Regions from separate parts of the Homo sapiens genome. Here region 2 is linked to region 1. A link is a loop called in an ENCODE intact Hi-C map of the cell type or tissue named here. Cell type or tissue: B cell. All regions are shown on one strand.

The links. Hi-C counts contacts between places; a loop is a spot of excess contacts. Peaks named below come from ENCODE experiments on the same cell type or tissue, not always from the same donor. Only the 100,000 strongest peaks of a DNase experiment are listed, where the experiment ranks them.
Region 2: a loop joins it to region 1, with 2.0 times the contacts of the local background. A loop is called at or near these places in 1 of 110 quality-filtered maps.

The regions. Positions count from the first base shown.
Region 1 is chr3:106,470,574-106,478,573 of GRCh38, reverse strand. All of the region lies in intron 5 of LOC101929485 (a long non-coding RNA gene), which reads left to right. Among named protein-coding and RNA genes, the nearest start is that of CBLB, 610 kb to the right of the region's middle. In B cell, no CTCF peak of the experiment used is centred here; no DNase peak of the experiment used is centred here.
Region 2 is chr3:106,299,419-106,307,418 of GRCh38, reverse strand. LOC107986112 (a long non-coding RNA gene) reads left to right here and starts at 3,148. Exons shown (of 3, transcript XR_001740840.1): 1 at 3,148-3,229; 2 at 6,354-6,657; 3 at 7,895-8,000. In B cell, no CTCF peak of the experiment used is centred here; a DNase peak (open chromatin) is centred at 4,698.

The sequences.
Region 1 (8,000 bases):
TTGAGCAGAAATAAAAGGATGTTAGTTACTACCACAAATGCATATAAAAATATAAAACTCACTGATAGAGTAAATACACAGTCAAATCCAGAATACTTCAATATCTGTTTTTTTGTTTTGTTTTTTTTTTTTTTTGAGATGGGGTCTCGCTCTGTCACCCAGGCTGGAGTGCAGTGGCACAATCTTGGCTCACTGCAAGCTCCACCTCCCAGGTTCATGCCATTCTCCTGCCTCAGCCTCCCAAGTAGCTGGGACTACAGGCCCCACCACCACACCTGGCTAATTTTTTGGTATTTTTAGTAGAGACGGGGTTTCACTGTGTTAGCCAGGATGGTCTCAATCTCCTGACCTCGTGATCCACCTGCCTCGGCCTCCCAAAGTGCTGGGATTACAGGTGTGAGCCACCACGCCCGGCCCAGAATACTCCAATATCTTAATGTTGGTTTCCAAATCATATACATATCTGGTATGAAGGCTAAAAGTCAAAACTTACAAAAATAATTAAAGCTACAATAAATTATTAAGGAATACACAATATAAAAGATGCAAATTGTGACATCAAATATATATCACGTGGGGAGAGTAAAAGTCTAGATTTTTGTATTTAATGGAAGTTAAGGTGTTATTAGCTTAAAATAGTATATAACTGTAAGAGGTTTTATGTAAACCTTCTGGTAATCACAAAACAAAAATGTACAGCAGACATAAAAACAATAAAGTAAAAGGTATCGAAGCTTAGCACTATGGAAATAATCAAATCACAAAGATAGACAACAAGAGAGGAAGAAAGGCACAATACTGGTATAACAAAACCAGAAACCTGTCAATAAGGATCTTGAAGGTAAATGGGTTAAATTTTTCAATGAAAAGACAGTGGCTGAATGCATTAAATTATAGGATCCAACTATAGGCTCCCTATAAGAGTCCACTTAAGCTTTAAGGACAGATATGGCTGCAAGTGAAAGAATGAAAGAAGATATTCCATGCAAATAATTACCAAAAAAGATCAGGAGTGGCTACACTTATAACTGATAAAACAGATTTCAAGTCAACAGATGTTGCAGAAGACAAAGAAGATCATTATTTAATAATAAAGGGATAACTCACCAAGAGAACACAACCATTGTAAATATATACGCACCCAATCTTCGAGCACCTAAATGCATAAAGCAAATACTAAAGGATATAAAGGAAGGAATAGATAGCAATATAATAATAGTAGGGAACTTCACTATTTCACTTTTATCAATGAATAGGTCAGTCAGAAAAAAATTAATAAGAAAATATTGAACTTGAATTACACTTTTGATCAAACGGACCTAACAGACATATATATAATGTTTTATTTAAGAGCAGCAGAATACACTTTTTTTTTTGGCACACGTGGAACATTCTCCAGGATAGACCATATGTTAGGCCATAAAACATGTCTTAAAAATGTTAAGAATATTGAAATCGTATTTAGTATCATTTCATACCAAAACGATATGAAACTGAAAATCAATAAAACAAAGAATCTTGGAAAACTCACAAACATGTGGAAATTGAACAACATGCTCCTGAACAACAAACGATCCAAGGGAGAAATCAGAAAGAAAATAAAGAAATATTATGAGACAAATGTAAATGAAAACACAACATACCAAAACCTATGGCTTAAAGCAAAAGCAATTCTAAGAAGGAATTTTATTGACCTATGTGCCAACATGAAAAAAGAATAAAGATCTCTAGTAAATAGTCTAACATTATGCCTGAAGGAACTAAAAAAACCACAAACTAAACCCAAATTTGGCAGCAGAAAAAAAATTAGAACAAAAATAAAGAACAAAACAAACCACAGAAGGAATTAATAAAGTGAAGACTTAGCTTTTTGAAAATAATAAAAAAAATTGACAAGCCCTTAGTCTAATCAAGAGAAAAAGAGAAGACTCAAATAAATAAAATCAAAAATAAAAGTGAGGAAATTGCAATGGATACTTCAGAAATAAAAAGGATCATATGGGATAATTATGAATAATTATATGCCACCAAATTGGATAACCTATAGAGATAAATTCCTAGAAAAATATAACCTACCAACATTGAGTCAGGAAGACATATAAAGACTAGATAGACCAATAACAAATAGATTGAAGAAGTAGTGAGAAAGTCTCCCAATAAAGAAAAGCCTAGGACCAGATGCCTTCACAGCTGAATTCTACCAAACATTAAAAAAATAATTAATACCAAAACTTCTTAAACTCTTTTGAAAAGAGAGCCAGAGGAAACACTTTCAAACACATTTTAGTAGGCCATCATCATCTTGACACCTATGCCAGAGACATCACAGGAAAAAACTAGAGACCAATTTCACAAATAAACATTGATTCAAAAATCTTCAGTAAATTGTTAACAAATAAACCCATCAACATGTCAAAAACATTATAGATGATGACCAAGTGAAATTATTTCTGGCATGCAAGGCTAGTGTAACATATACAAGTCAATCAATGTGATACATCACATTAACAGAATGAAAGAAAAAACACATGATCTTCGCAATTGATGTGGAAAAAGCATTTGACAAACTCCAACATTTTTTCTTGATAAAAGCTCTCAGCAGTTTAAATATAGAAAGAATGTTTCTCAATAAAATTAAAGTAATTTATTAACACAGCCCACATTATTATTAAGGGAGGAACAGTGAAACTTTTTCCACTATGATCCAGTACAAGGCAAGGATGTCACTCCTGCCACTTTTATTCAGAATAGTACTAGAAGTACTAGTAAGAATGATCAGACAAGAAAAAGAAATAAAGGCATCCAAATTTGAAAGGAAGACATAAAATTATCTTGCTTTGAATAATGGCATGATCCTATATGTAAAATTCCCTGAATACTACACAAAAAACTGTTAGAACAAATAAATGAATTCAGTAAAGTTGCAATACTCAAATCAACATATAAAATTAGTAGTATTTTTATACACAACAGCCTAACTGAAAAAGAAATCAAGAAAACAATTCCATTTATGATAACATAAAAAATACCTAGGAATGAATATAACCCAGAAAGTGAAAGGTTTATTAAAAAATAAACTATAAAACATTTATGAACAAAATTGAAGAAGACACAAATAAATGGAAAGATATTCCATGCTCATGAATATGCAGAATTTAATATTATTGAAAATCCATACTACCCAAGTGTATTTACAAATTTAATACACACAATCCCTACCCATATCCCAATAGCATGTTTCACAGAAATAGAAAAATCAATCCTAAAATTTATACAGAATGATAAAAGACCCTGGATAGCCAAAACCATTCTGAGAAAGAAAAATGAAGTTGATAGCACCACATATTCTGATTTAAAAATCTATTACAAAGTTATAGTAATCAAAAAAGTACGGTGCTAGCATAAAAACAGACATATAGAGCACTGGAACGGAATAGAGAGCCAAAAAATAAATCCACACATTGATGGTCAACTGCTTTTTGTAAAAGATGCCAAAAGCACACAATGGGGAAAGGATAGTCTCTTCAATAAATTGTATTGGGAAAACTAGATTTCAACATACAAAAGGATAAAATGGACTTTTACCTTACACCATACACAACAATAAACTCAAAATGGATAAAAGATATAAGGCCAGAAACTATAAAACTCCTGAAAGACAACATAGGGGAAAAACTCCTTGATATTGGCTTTGGCAATGGGTTTTTTGGATATCACTGCCAAAGCTCAGGCTAGAAAAGCAAAAGTAAATACATAAAAAAAAATTACATCAAACATAAAATCTTCTGCAAAAGCAAAGGAAATAATCTACAAATAAAATGGCAGCCTGCAGATTAAGAAAAAATATTTGCAAACTACAAAGCTGATAAGGGATTAATATTCAAAATTTATAAAGAGCTCCTACAACTCAAGAGTGGAAAACCAAATAACTCTACTAAAAAATGGGCAAAAAACCTAAATAGACATTTCTCCATAGCAGAAATATATAATAAAATGGCAAACAGGTATATGAAAAGGTACTCAACATTACTAATCCTCAGAAAAATGTAAATCAAATCCACTATGTGATACATTAAAATAATTATAAAAAAGTCAAAAGATAACAGATGTTGATGAGAGTGTGGAGAAAAGGGAGCTATTTTATGCTGTTGGTAAGAATGTAGACTGGTACAGTCATCATGAAAACAATGTGGAGGTTTCTAAATAAATTAAAAATAAAACTACCATATGACCCAGCAATCTTTCTTCTGTACATATACCCAGTGGAAATAAAATCACCACATCATAAAGATACCTGCACTTCCACGGTCACTGCAGCATTATTCACAATTGTCAAGATGTGGAAAAAATCTAAGTGTCAATGAATGAATAGATAAAGGAAAATGGTACATATATATAATGGAACATTACTCATCCCTAAAAAGAATGAGATAGTGCCCTTTGCCACAACATGAATGAGCCTGGAAAATATTATGCAAAGTGAAACAAGCCAGGCACAGAAGGAAAACTATTGCATGATTTTACTTATATATAAAATCTAAAACAACAAAAAGAAATTCAAATGTACAAAGAAAAAGACCAAACCAGTGATTACCAGGCGTGGGGCAGTGGGGAAAAGACATGGGGAAGTATAGGTCTGAGGATACAAAGTAGCAGATATGAAGGACCAATAAGTCTAGAGGTATAATGTACATTATGATTATGTGTAATAAGTTGTACTTCATATGAGATTCCGGCTAAATTAGTAGATTTTAGCTACTCTTGCCACACAAATTTTAAACGTGAGTAATTGGCCGGGCACAGTGGCTCATACCTGTAATCCCAGCACTGTGGGAGGCCAAGGCGAGTGGATCACTTGAGGTTAAGAGTTGGAGACCAGCCTGGCTAAGACCAGAAATCCCATCTCTACAAAAATACAAAAATTAGCCAGATGTGATGGCGGGTGCCTGTGATTCCAGCTACTTGGGAGTCTGAGGCAGGAGAATCTCTTGAACCTAGAAGGCAGTGGTTACAGTGAGCAGTGATTGTGCCACTGCACTCCAGCCTGGGCGACAGAGCAAGATTTTGTCTCAAAAAAAAAAAATTAATTAATTAATTAGTTAATTAAAAATGAGTAATTGTGAAACAATGGATAGGTGAATTTGCTTCAATGCAGTAACCTCTTTACAATATTTATGTATCCCATAAAATGATATATCTTAAACAAAACTTTTTAAAGAAACCTCTGTTTTATTCAGAAGGCAGTTTATCCATTGGAGCATTTTAAGCAGTAGGGTCGTAATCATAATCAAACTTATGGTTTTAATAAGTTCTGACCTGGGAAATTCATTAGAATAGTTGAGACAACAGACAGGAAAGTAAGTCAAGAAGACTTTGCTTTGATAACCTCTTTACCTAATTAGGTTCTCTCTTCATACTAATCTATTTGCTGTCTCCTAATCATAGCCTTGCCTCTTAACAGCCTGCCTGGAATTTTGAATAAATCCAATTAAAATATTCATTAAAGGCATAATATGTACATACCACTATGAAAAACTACAGAAGTGAAAGATAAATATGGACATTTTCTCCTCTCAAGAAGTTTTTAGTTAAATGGAAGTATTCAGGACTCAAATATGTTTAATATAGGCAAGATGGAAAAATAATGTTTACACGAATTTTGAAAAGATTGAGATAATATCTATTTGAGACAGGTGAAATTTATGAAAGGCTTCTGAAAGAAAACTATTAGAAGAAAATAAATAGAATTTCAATTGGTGGAACAAAAAGAGAGAGAAGAAATTTCTAATAAAGAGATATTATGCCAATTTCCTTGCATGTATCATGCAACATTTTTTTCTTCTTCAGGAAACATAAGGAAATAATGAATTGTGACACAGTTATTAAGAGCTTAACCAAGGTGGCTATGTCCTTCCCTGTAAGTTATCTGTACATTGTATAGTGAAAAAATTAATAAAATATGCTAAACTTCTCCCTTAACTTATTCAAGCAAACATTATTTTGTTCCTTCTCTGTCCCAGGTACTGTTCAAGTTCTTAGAGATATAATGGTGAAAAAGACAAGCAAAACGCATGTCCTGAATATCTTACATTCTAGCTTGGGAGGACATAATAAACATGTGTATATTTAAATATATAGTTATTTCTAGTAGTGTTAACCTCTGTAAAGGAAATAAAGCTGAGTAATAGGATCTGCTTGGGCAGATTGTTTAAATAAATAATCATGGGAGGACTCTGAAGAGTTTAATATAAAAATCTTATTTTTTTTTTTTTTTGAGATGGGGTTTCATTCTTGTCACCCAGGCTGGAGTGCAATGGCATGATCTCGGCTCACTGCAACCTCCACCTCCTGGTTTCAAGCAGTTCTACTGCCTCAGCCTCCCAAGTAGCTGGGATTACAGGCATGTGCCACCACACCCAGCTAATTTTTGTATTTTTAGTAGAGATGGGATTTTGCCATGTTTGCCAGGCTGGGCTGGAACTCCTGATCTCAGGTGATCTGCCCACTTCAGCCTCCCAAAGTGCTGAGATTACAGGCATGAGCCACCACACCTGGACTTTAAAATGTTTAATAAACAGAAAAGTGCATAAAAATTATGAATCAAGGCATCACTGCATCATTTTTTTTGGCATGTTCACTATGTAGATCAAGATATGGACCTGTACAGCACTTCAGAAAAATTTTTTGGCTCCTTTCCTCTCAATACTCTATTACTGAACTGCATATTCAATATTTGAAATAATACCTGAGTAACAATAAGAAATAAGAAATCAACCATAAAAATCAGTAAGCAGAGTGTTCTAGGCCAAGGCAACAGGAAATGCCAAGACTCTGGGGCAAGAAAAGGCTTCCTTATTTAAGGCACAACATTAATGTCAAAGTAGCTGTAATACATTGAAACAGAAAAATAATAGAAGATGAGGTCAGTTATGCAGCAGACAAACCATATAAGGCTCTATTAGTTACACAAAATAATCTAGATTTTTCTACTTCCAATGTGGAGCCCATTGAAAGGATACAGTCAGTGTGAGATATCATCAATTTTTTAAACCCTTATTCCAAGATAGTTCATTCAGAGAGTATGTGGAGGCTGGGCATGGTGGCTCATGCCTATTAATCTCAACATTTTGAGAGGCCAAAGCAGGTAGATTGCTTAGCCCAGGAGTTAAAGACCAACCTGGGCAACATAGCAAAGCCCCATCTCTACAAAAAAATACAAAAATTAAAAATTTTTGTATTTTAAACTTTTGTATTTTAAAAAAATACAAAAATAGACTTCAGGTGGTGCACACCTGAAGTCTTAGCTACTTGGGAGGCTGAAGTAGGAGGATTGCTGGAGCCCCAAAGAGGTTGCAGTGAGCTGTGATCACACCACAGCACTCTAGCCAGGGTGACAGAGTGAGACCCTGTCTCAAAGAAACAACAAAAAAAGAAAGTATGTGAAAACTGAATTATGATGTTAGGTATAGAAGCAGTGACACTAATAATGAGCTTGTACACAATAAAAATAAGTGATGGAGATGTGAATTATGGTAGTGGCAGTAGAGGTGGTAAGAATGTGTAGAGTTTATTAGATTCAATCAAAATAGAAGGAAATAAAGCAAAGTAATGGCAAAGATTAATTGAATGGGGTATCTTCAAAGCAGAAATAAATTGAGGGTGATCCATAGGCATATGAAACTAAACAGGTAATGGAAATACTCACTGAGATGGAGAATACTTTGGGAGGAATAATTTTGGTAAGAATTAAGAATGTATACAAAGACATGGTTCAGTTTTGGCCATTTGTGTTTGAGTTTTGGCCATTTGTGTTTGAGATGTCTTTTTACATGCCCAGTGAGCAAAATATATAAATCTGTGGTTAAAAGGAAAGGTTTAGATAGATTTCAATTAGATTTTAGAATTTTTGGATAGATTTGAATTAGATTTCTTGGAATTCAAACCATGAGACAGAATAAAATTACTCAAGGAGGGAGTACAGTTAGAGAAACAAAGAGCAC
Region 2 (8,000 bases), 170 kb after region 1:
GGTTTTCTGTCCTTGTGATAGTTTGCTGAGAATGAGGGTTTCCAGCTTCATCTACGTCCCTACAAAGGGCGTGAACTTATCATTTTTTATGGCTGCATAGTATTCCATGGTGTATATGTGCCACATTTTCTTAATCCAGTCTATCATTGTTGGACATTTGGGCTGGCTCCAAGTCTTTGCTATTGTGAATAGTGCCGCAATAAACATACGTGTGCATGTGTCTTTATAGCAGCATGATTTATAATCCTTTGGGTATATACCCAGTAATGGGATGACTGGGTCAAACGGTATTATTTCTAGTTAGAAGCTGTTGAGTGTCTGAAGTGTTCTGAAACTCTTCTCCAGTTCTCAGCTTAACAATGTGAGGTGGCTTCCAGAGATACACAGATTTATCCAACTCATTCCCCTTCTCCTTGCATTCTTATCTATGTGCCTTATATGTCTGGGGAAAGAAAAGTAGGAGGATGTGAACAGAGTCACAGAAGACATTGCAAAGGTCATGGTTGCTAACCTTTATTGAGCATTAATATGTGCACTTTATATGTATTAACTCACATAATTCATACACCACTTACAACAGTGCCATGAAGTAGATGCAATAGTTATTGTATGCCATTTTATAATTAAGTTCTTAAACACAAAGCTGTCAAATATTTTATTCGAAAGCACATGCTCTCAAGTGGCAGAGCCAAGTTGCCATCTAATTTATTGCCAAGTTACCAATTAATTTATTCAACAAATAGTTGCATGTCACCTATGTTATAGGTGTTATACTAGGCACTAAGCTTAGAGTGGTGAACAACTCAAAGTTCCTGCTTTCATGGATCAAAAATTATGGTGGTAGAGGTCGTCAATAAACAAATAAAACTATAAATATGTCATCTAAAGTTAAGTCGTGCTAGGTACCAAGAAGAAAATAAAGCGTGGTGTCTCAAAAAGTAAAGAAAGAAAATGCTTGAAGATGTAGACTTCAAATGCTATCAAATGCTGTGGTGTCTTATAGAGAGGGTAAAATTTAGCTTCCAAAGGAACACTGTGAAAAAGTGCACAAGTGTGAGAGACTATGTCTGTTTCAAGCCATTAAAACTATGTGGGGAATATTCCTGAGGAAGAATTTGGTGAGGAATGAGACTGGATGGTAGCCAGGGCCAGATCAAGGTGGCCTACAGATGCTGGCTACACATTTAGGGTTTACTCTTAAAGCCAGTGAAGAAACACTGAGTATTTTTAATGAAATGATTAACAGGAAAAGAATTGCATTTTAGAAACAGCCTTTTAAGGGCCAAGAGGAGACTTGATTAGAGAGCCCTGGAGATAGAACCAGTGATGACAAGTTATAGTAATCAGGGCCAGAAATAGTGAAGGTCCAAATCAATTCAGGGGCAGTGAAAACAGAGAAGAGAAAAATCTGAGTGCTATTTAAGGGTAAGAATAATAGGAGTTGGCAAATGATGTGATGTGGGTGATGAGGCAAAGAAGGAGCAAGAATGTCTTCCGGGTTTTGAAAACTACATAGATAGCAAAGCCATTCACTGAGAGAGGCCGCAGCATCAACAGGAGATAATACTCAATTTCAAGGACGTGGAATTTGGAGTCATGTATAGGGTATTTGTATGAATGTGTCTAGTATAAGTATGAATTATGGAGATTTGAGCTAAGGAAAGAGATAAAGATATTGGAAATTTAAATGATATAGAAGTATATTATCAGCTAAATGTTGGTACCATCCCTAGCCAAAATTTATATGTTGAAGCCCTGGCCCCCATTGTAATAGTATTTGGAGGTGGAACCTTTGGGAGGTAATGAGGTTTAGATGAGGTCCTGAGGGTGGGGCCTTATGATAGGATTAATGCCCTTATAAGAAGAGACACCACAGAGCTTGCTCTGTCTGTGTTCTTAAGGACACAAGAAGTCAACAGTCTGCAAGCCAGGAAGAGTCCTCACCAGAACCCAACCCTGCTGATTTCTTGATCTTGGACTGCCCAGCCTCTGTAACTGTGAAAAGTAAATATCTGTTGTTTAAGCCACTCAATCTATGGTATTGTGTTATGGAAGCTGGAGCTGACCAATAATGGGTAGTTAAAACCGGGGAAGTGAATGACATCATCTAACAAAATTGTGTTAAGTAAAAAGACTTGCACAAGAAAGCACAGTGAGGAACAACATTAAAAAGAAGAGAAGGCTTAAAAGTCCGTGAATAAAAACCAAGTAAGAATGATCAGAGACACAATAACAAAGATTTGGAGACAGGTTCCTAGGAATCACTCCCTGTCACCCAAACATAATATGCTTTGCATGGTATCACATTCCCAAAACTGTAGCATTGTCATGATTTAATATCTAGAAGCCATAGAAAAAATAAGGTCTAAAATTTGATAAAACAAAAACATGACAATTTAGGAAATTAGCTTTGTTAAATGTAAAATATGTTTAATTTGATCTTTGATGTTATAAGCATTCAAAATTTTACATCAGGGTAAACCAAAAATAGTGAAATTCTATGAGTGCATTCACTTGGAGACATTTATCTCTAATTTCTCATATTGTATCCCATCCTACATTATTTGTTTTGCTTGATGCCTCTGCAGAGTGGAAGGTGAAAAGTCAGTAGCAAACTATTTTGGAAACTAGAGAAAAAAGCACTTCAGAAAGAAAATACAATCAATATTTTCAAATGCCGTAAAAAGTTTTATGGAAAGTATTGAAAAGTAGCCATTAGATGTAATACTGAAAGGGCATTAGTAGCCTTATAAAGAGCTGTTTCAGTAATGTTCTGGGGGGAAGACATAATCTGTAGAGCAATGAAATTAAAATAGATTCAGTAATAACTTAGTTGTGAAATACTGTAGACACTGATACAGAGAATGTAGACAAAAATATCCAAGTATCAACCAAAAAGAGTGAAAAGAAGCAATAGATAGAGAAAGATGAAGGAATAAAAATGTTTTTTTCATCTTTTTTTTAATATTAGAGTAACTAGTATATATTTATATGCTGAAAGGAAACGAAGAAAAAAGTGCTGAGGGCTGAAGCTGGCAGGCCCTGCCAGGTGAGGAACAGTGAAGATAGGGCCACAGTCTGTCTACTCCAAAAGAAACTATCAGCAGAGTAAACAGCCTACAGAATGGCAGAAAATATCTTCAAACTATACATCTAATGAAGGTCTAATGTCCTGAATCTATAAAAAAACTTAAGCAATTCAACAAGCAAAACACAACCCCATTAAAAGGTAGGCAAAGGATATGAACAGATGCTTCTCAAAAGATGACATACCTGCAGCCAACAAACATGAAAAATGCTCAGCATTACTAATCATCAAATAAATGCAAATCAAAACCACAATGAGGTACCATCTCACACCAGAGTTGTTATTATTAAAAAGTCAAAAAATAACAGATGCTGGTGAGGCTACATTGAAAAAGAGATCCTTATACACTCTTGGCAGAAATGGAAATTAATTCAGTCACTTTGGCAGGCAGTTTGGAGATTTCTCAAAGAACTCAAAACACAACTACCATTTGGCCTAGCAATCCCATTACTGGGTATATACCCAAAGGAAAATAAATCTTTCTACCCAAAAAGTACATGCATTTGTATGCTCATTGCAGAATTATCCACAGTAGCAAATACATGGAATCAACTAGATGTCCATCAATGGTGGATTGGATTAAGAAAGTATGGTACATATATACCATGCAATTCTATACAGCCACTTAAAAAGAATGAAATTGTGTTATTTTCAGCAACATGTATGCAGCTAGAGGCCTTTATCCAAAGCAAATTAACACGGGACCAGAAAACCAAACACCGCATGTTCTCACTTATAAATGAGAGCTAAGTATTGGGTACACATGGACATAAATATAAGAAAAATAGATAATGGAGACTACTAGAGTGGGGAGAAAGGGAGGGGAGCAATGGCTGAAAAACTGTCGGGTACTGTTTTACTACCTGGTTGACAGAATTAACTGTACCCCAAACCTCAGTATCATGCAATATACCCAGGTAACAAACCTGCAAATGTACCATTTGAATTTAAAACAAAAGTTGAAATTATTTAAAAAACAGAAAAAAAAACCACTAGTGAAAGGAACAGCATGAGAAAGAGGATATTTATCTGAGAGACGGCTTAGCAGATAGGGTGTTAGAACTCATTGAGAAAGTAAAGGGTTAAAACTTTGGTTGCTAGAGGGTCAGGATATATTGAATGCTGAGGAAATAATTCATGAATTTTTTCCAGGACCAGATATAGGCCCAGAATTTTAACGGATATTTTCTCACCTAATTGTTTTTATTTTCCTCCATGCAGAAAAAGGATAGGTGAAGACTTAGTTTAACAATGAGTAAGGGCATGTGTGGAATAGGGTTATTGCGAAGGTTGAAAAAGCTGTCTGGGTGCATGAGTGATGGAGCTAACTAGAGCCACTGTGGCAAGCAGAATTCCAGATATAGCTTCCTTATGATCTCTTTGCTCTGGTTATAAAATCAAATATGAATCTTGGTACTACCGTGAAGGGATTTTGCAGATATAATTAAAGTCCAAGTCAGTTAACCTTAAGATATGGAGATTATTTGAATGGGCCTGGTTTAATGAGATGAGCCTTTGAAAACTAGAGAGTTTTCTGAGCTGGTGGCAGAAGAGGAAGTCACAGATATCTGAAAGCATGAGAAAGTTTCAGCATGTCATTACTGACTGTGCAGATGAAAGGGGCCACATGAAGAGAAATGCAGGTGATCTCTAAAAGCTGAGTCACTTCAAGCAAATAGCCAGCAAGAAAGTGAGGTTTCAGTCCTATAACTGCCACCAGCAGGCTTCTTCGAACAATTTGAATAAACTTGGAAGCATTTTTTTTTCTCAAAGCCTTTAGTTCAGAAACCAGGTTGGGCTTTATGAGACTCTAAGCAGAGAACTCAACCAAGCCAGCCTGAACTTCTAATGACCAGAACTATGAGATAATACGTGGGTACTGTTTTTAGTGATTAAGTTTGTAGTAATTCATTACAAAGTTTGTAGTAATTCACTACACAACAATAAATAACTAACGCAGCCATATTATGGTGTTTCTAAGATGAAGTTGAGGTCCATAGATCTATATTTATCTCAGAAAAATGGTTTTATCTGGGATCCTTCATCCGCAAATCAGTAACAGTGGGGAGCTGGATTGATTCAGACTTTAAGAAGTGGAATAAGTGGAAAGAAAGCAGGACAAGGTGAAGAGGTCAAGAAACACTACAATGATGGAGTTTGATTTGATGCCGGCTAGAGAAAGAATACGAGTTAAAAGTGAAATGGTATAGAGTAAAGGAGAATGACATTTTAAAGGACTTTTGCTCCATAAATCAGTCTATGTTCAGAGCAGGATAATGAGAGTGAGAATTCTGGGAAAAAGAAAAAACAGAGTGCTTACTACTCTTCAAGAGTTCAGAAATGAAACAATTTTTTGTGTGGCTATAGATTTAAAAAGCTGGTGAAGAGTAGAGGGGAGGTGGCCTGGGCTTATGAAGTTAAAACATCACAAGGCTTACATGCTGTAAGACAAGGATCCTAAAGTCTCCTGGTGGTTAGGGAAGAAGACAATGGTACAAGTGATGAAGTGGTGAAGAATATTTCCAGCTTCAGGAAAGAAGGTGGCATAGCCTAATGACATGACTTTAAAAGAAAAAAATTTATTGGAAAAGTGAAAGAGTAGTGATTTATACATGGTATAGGAAGCTGGAAAGGTGGTGTTTCTAACTTTGGGCTTTTAGATGAATGAGACAGAGAAGAAGGAGTAGCCTCTACTCAAGAGTATTACCGGAAAAGAATGTCGTCCTCAAAAGAGACTTGGGTTTCATTTAACACAAGAAATGAAGGAAAGTATTCTATGAAGCGTCTGAGGGTATTATAGAAAAAAGGCTTCAGAAGGCTAGAAGAAAATAAAATGTAAAATTAAATGGTATTCAAAATGCTTTTCCTTTTATAAGCAAATTTATGTAAATTCTCATTTCAAAGGAAAGAAGGATGGAAAGTAGGAGAGAGAGAGAGAAGGAAGAAAAGAAAGAAAGAAAATATCCAAACTTTTGACTTGGAATTAGTAATAATCCAAATGGAAAATAATTTTGCAGTAGATCCCTTCAGATATAGACAAAGACAAACTTGCCGTGGTAGTTTTAAAATATGTCCATAAATTATTTGATACTCCTTTCTTGAAAAGGTAGAAACTCAGTCTCACTCCACTTGGGCATGAGCTACACTTAATGACTTGTTCCTAAGAAATAATCTATGGCAGACATAATGATGCATGACTTCTAAGACTATGTCATAATAGAAGGCATTGTGGCTTCTTTTATTGTTTTTGCTTTTCTGGAAGAAGCAAGGCGCATCTTACATGGCAGCAGGAGAGAAAAGAGGGAGGAGGGACCTACCAAACACTTTTCTCTTGTTCTGGAAGAACACTTCTTGTTTGTTTTCACTTGTTTTGGAAGAAGACGGCTGCCATGTCATGAGGACACTCAAGAAACCCTGTGAAGAGGTTTCTGTGTTGAGAAACTGAGGCCTCCAACCAGCAGCCATGTGAGCAAGCCATCTTTTAATCCAATCCTCTAGCCCAAATTAAGTTCCCAGATGGGTGCAGTCATAGCCAACAGCTTGAATCCAACACCAGGAGAGAAACAAAGGTACAAACACCCAGCTAAACTGCTTTCAAATTCTTAACACAAAAATTTAAGCATGGCTATAGATATCAAAAACAGCTTGAGATAATTACATTTGTTCTAATCTTTAAGTTTGGGGTTGTTACAAAGCAATAGATAACTAATACAGTTGAAAAAGGTACATGGTGATACTTTCTGGTGTCCAAAGTCAGTGCACCCTTGGGAGGAAAAAAAATCCACAGGCCAATTAGTCTGTGTATCCAACAAAATCATTAAGAAGGTTATTCCTCATCAAATCTCATCTTTGAATGATGACTTCTAAAGCTCTCCACTCACCACAATCTGCCGATCAAATCTGTATCACTGGCACACTATACAGAACTCCACTGCTAAATTTATCTTCTCATTAGGTCAGTCTTGTAAATGTGCTTATAAATTTATAATGGCTCATTGTAGCCTCTTGCACTGAGTTTCAACATTTCTTTCTGATTGAAAGCCTCTCAATTTCTAATGCCCTCTCAACCCATCTTGGCCTGTTTAGATTTATTTTCTATTATTTCTAATACTAATCCTATAAACCAACACAGGTCACCAGATTGACATATCAAGGCTTTTGTCAATTCTATCCCACCCATATCTCCTGTTCTAGCTCATTCAACCAACCCCACTAACATCTATGACTGAGCTATTCCTCAAGGCTCACCTCAAGTTCCTGCTTCTTCAGAAGACTTTTCCAACAACATCTATCCAGAAAAATCTCTCAAGTCAAATTTCTATTTCATTTAGTAATGGTGTATTATAAAACAATAATAACACATAATTGGATACTGTCCTGCCTCTAGTGGTTTGTACTGTACCACTTGACATTTAACTATGTCAGTCAGTGCAATGATGCACTGGCATATACTGTATTGCTTTGTTCACACATTGTTTCACAGGTGTCTGTTCCCTAATTATATTATAAATTCTTTTACTGAGAGTGATAAAACACACTTTTCTTCTCTATATTTTCCACATCATCTCAGTTAGGTATATATAAGTCAAGCAATTGCTATGCTGTTACTCTATATTGGGTATTTCAGAGACTATTATTTTTCTCTTCTGTGCCAAGGAACAGAACTAAACATTTTTCGAACTCCTTGCATTTAGATGGGGCTCTGTAACTCACTTCTGGCCAGTAGAAGCAATATATGCCACTTCCAGATATGGTTTATGAAAATCTCACACACAAAACTTTTTACTCTGTCTTCTATTTTTGCAGCAATCTGAAAGGTCATTTAAAGGTGATACGGCATCAAGAACTGCATCTCTGAGTCACCACTTAGAGGAAACACACCCTGCAATGTCACCCAAGCATCTGCCTTCCC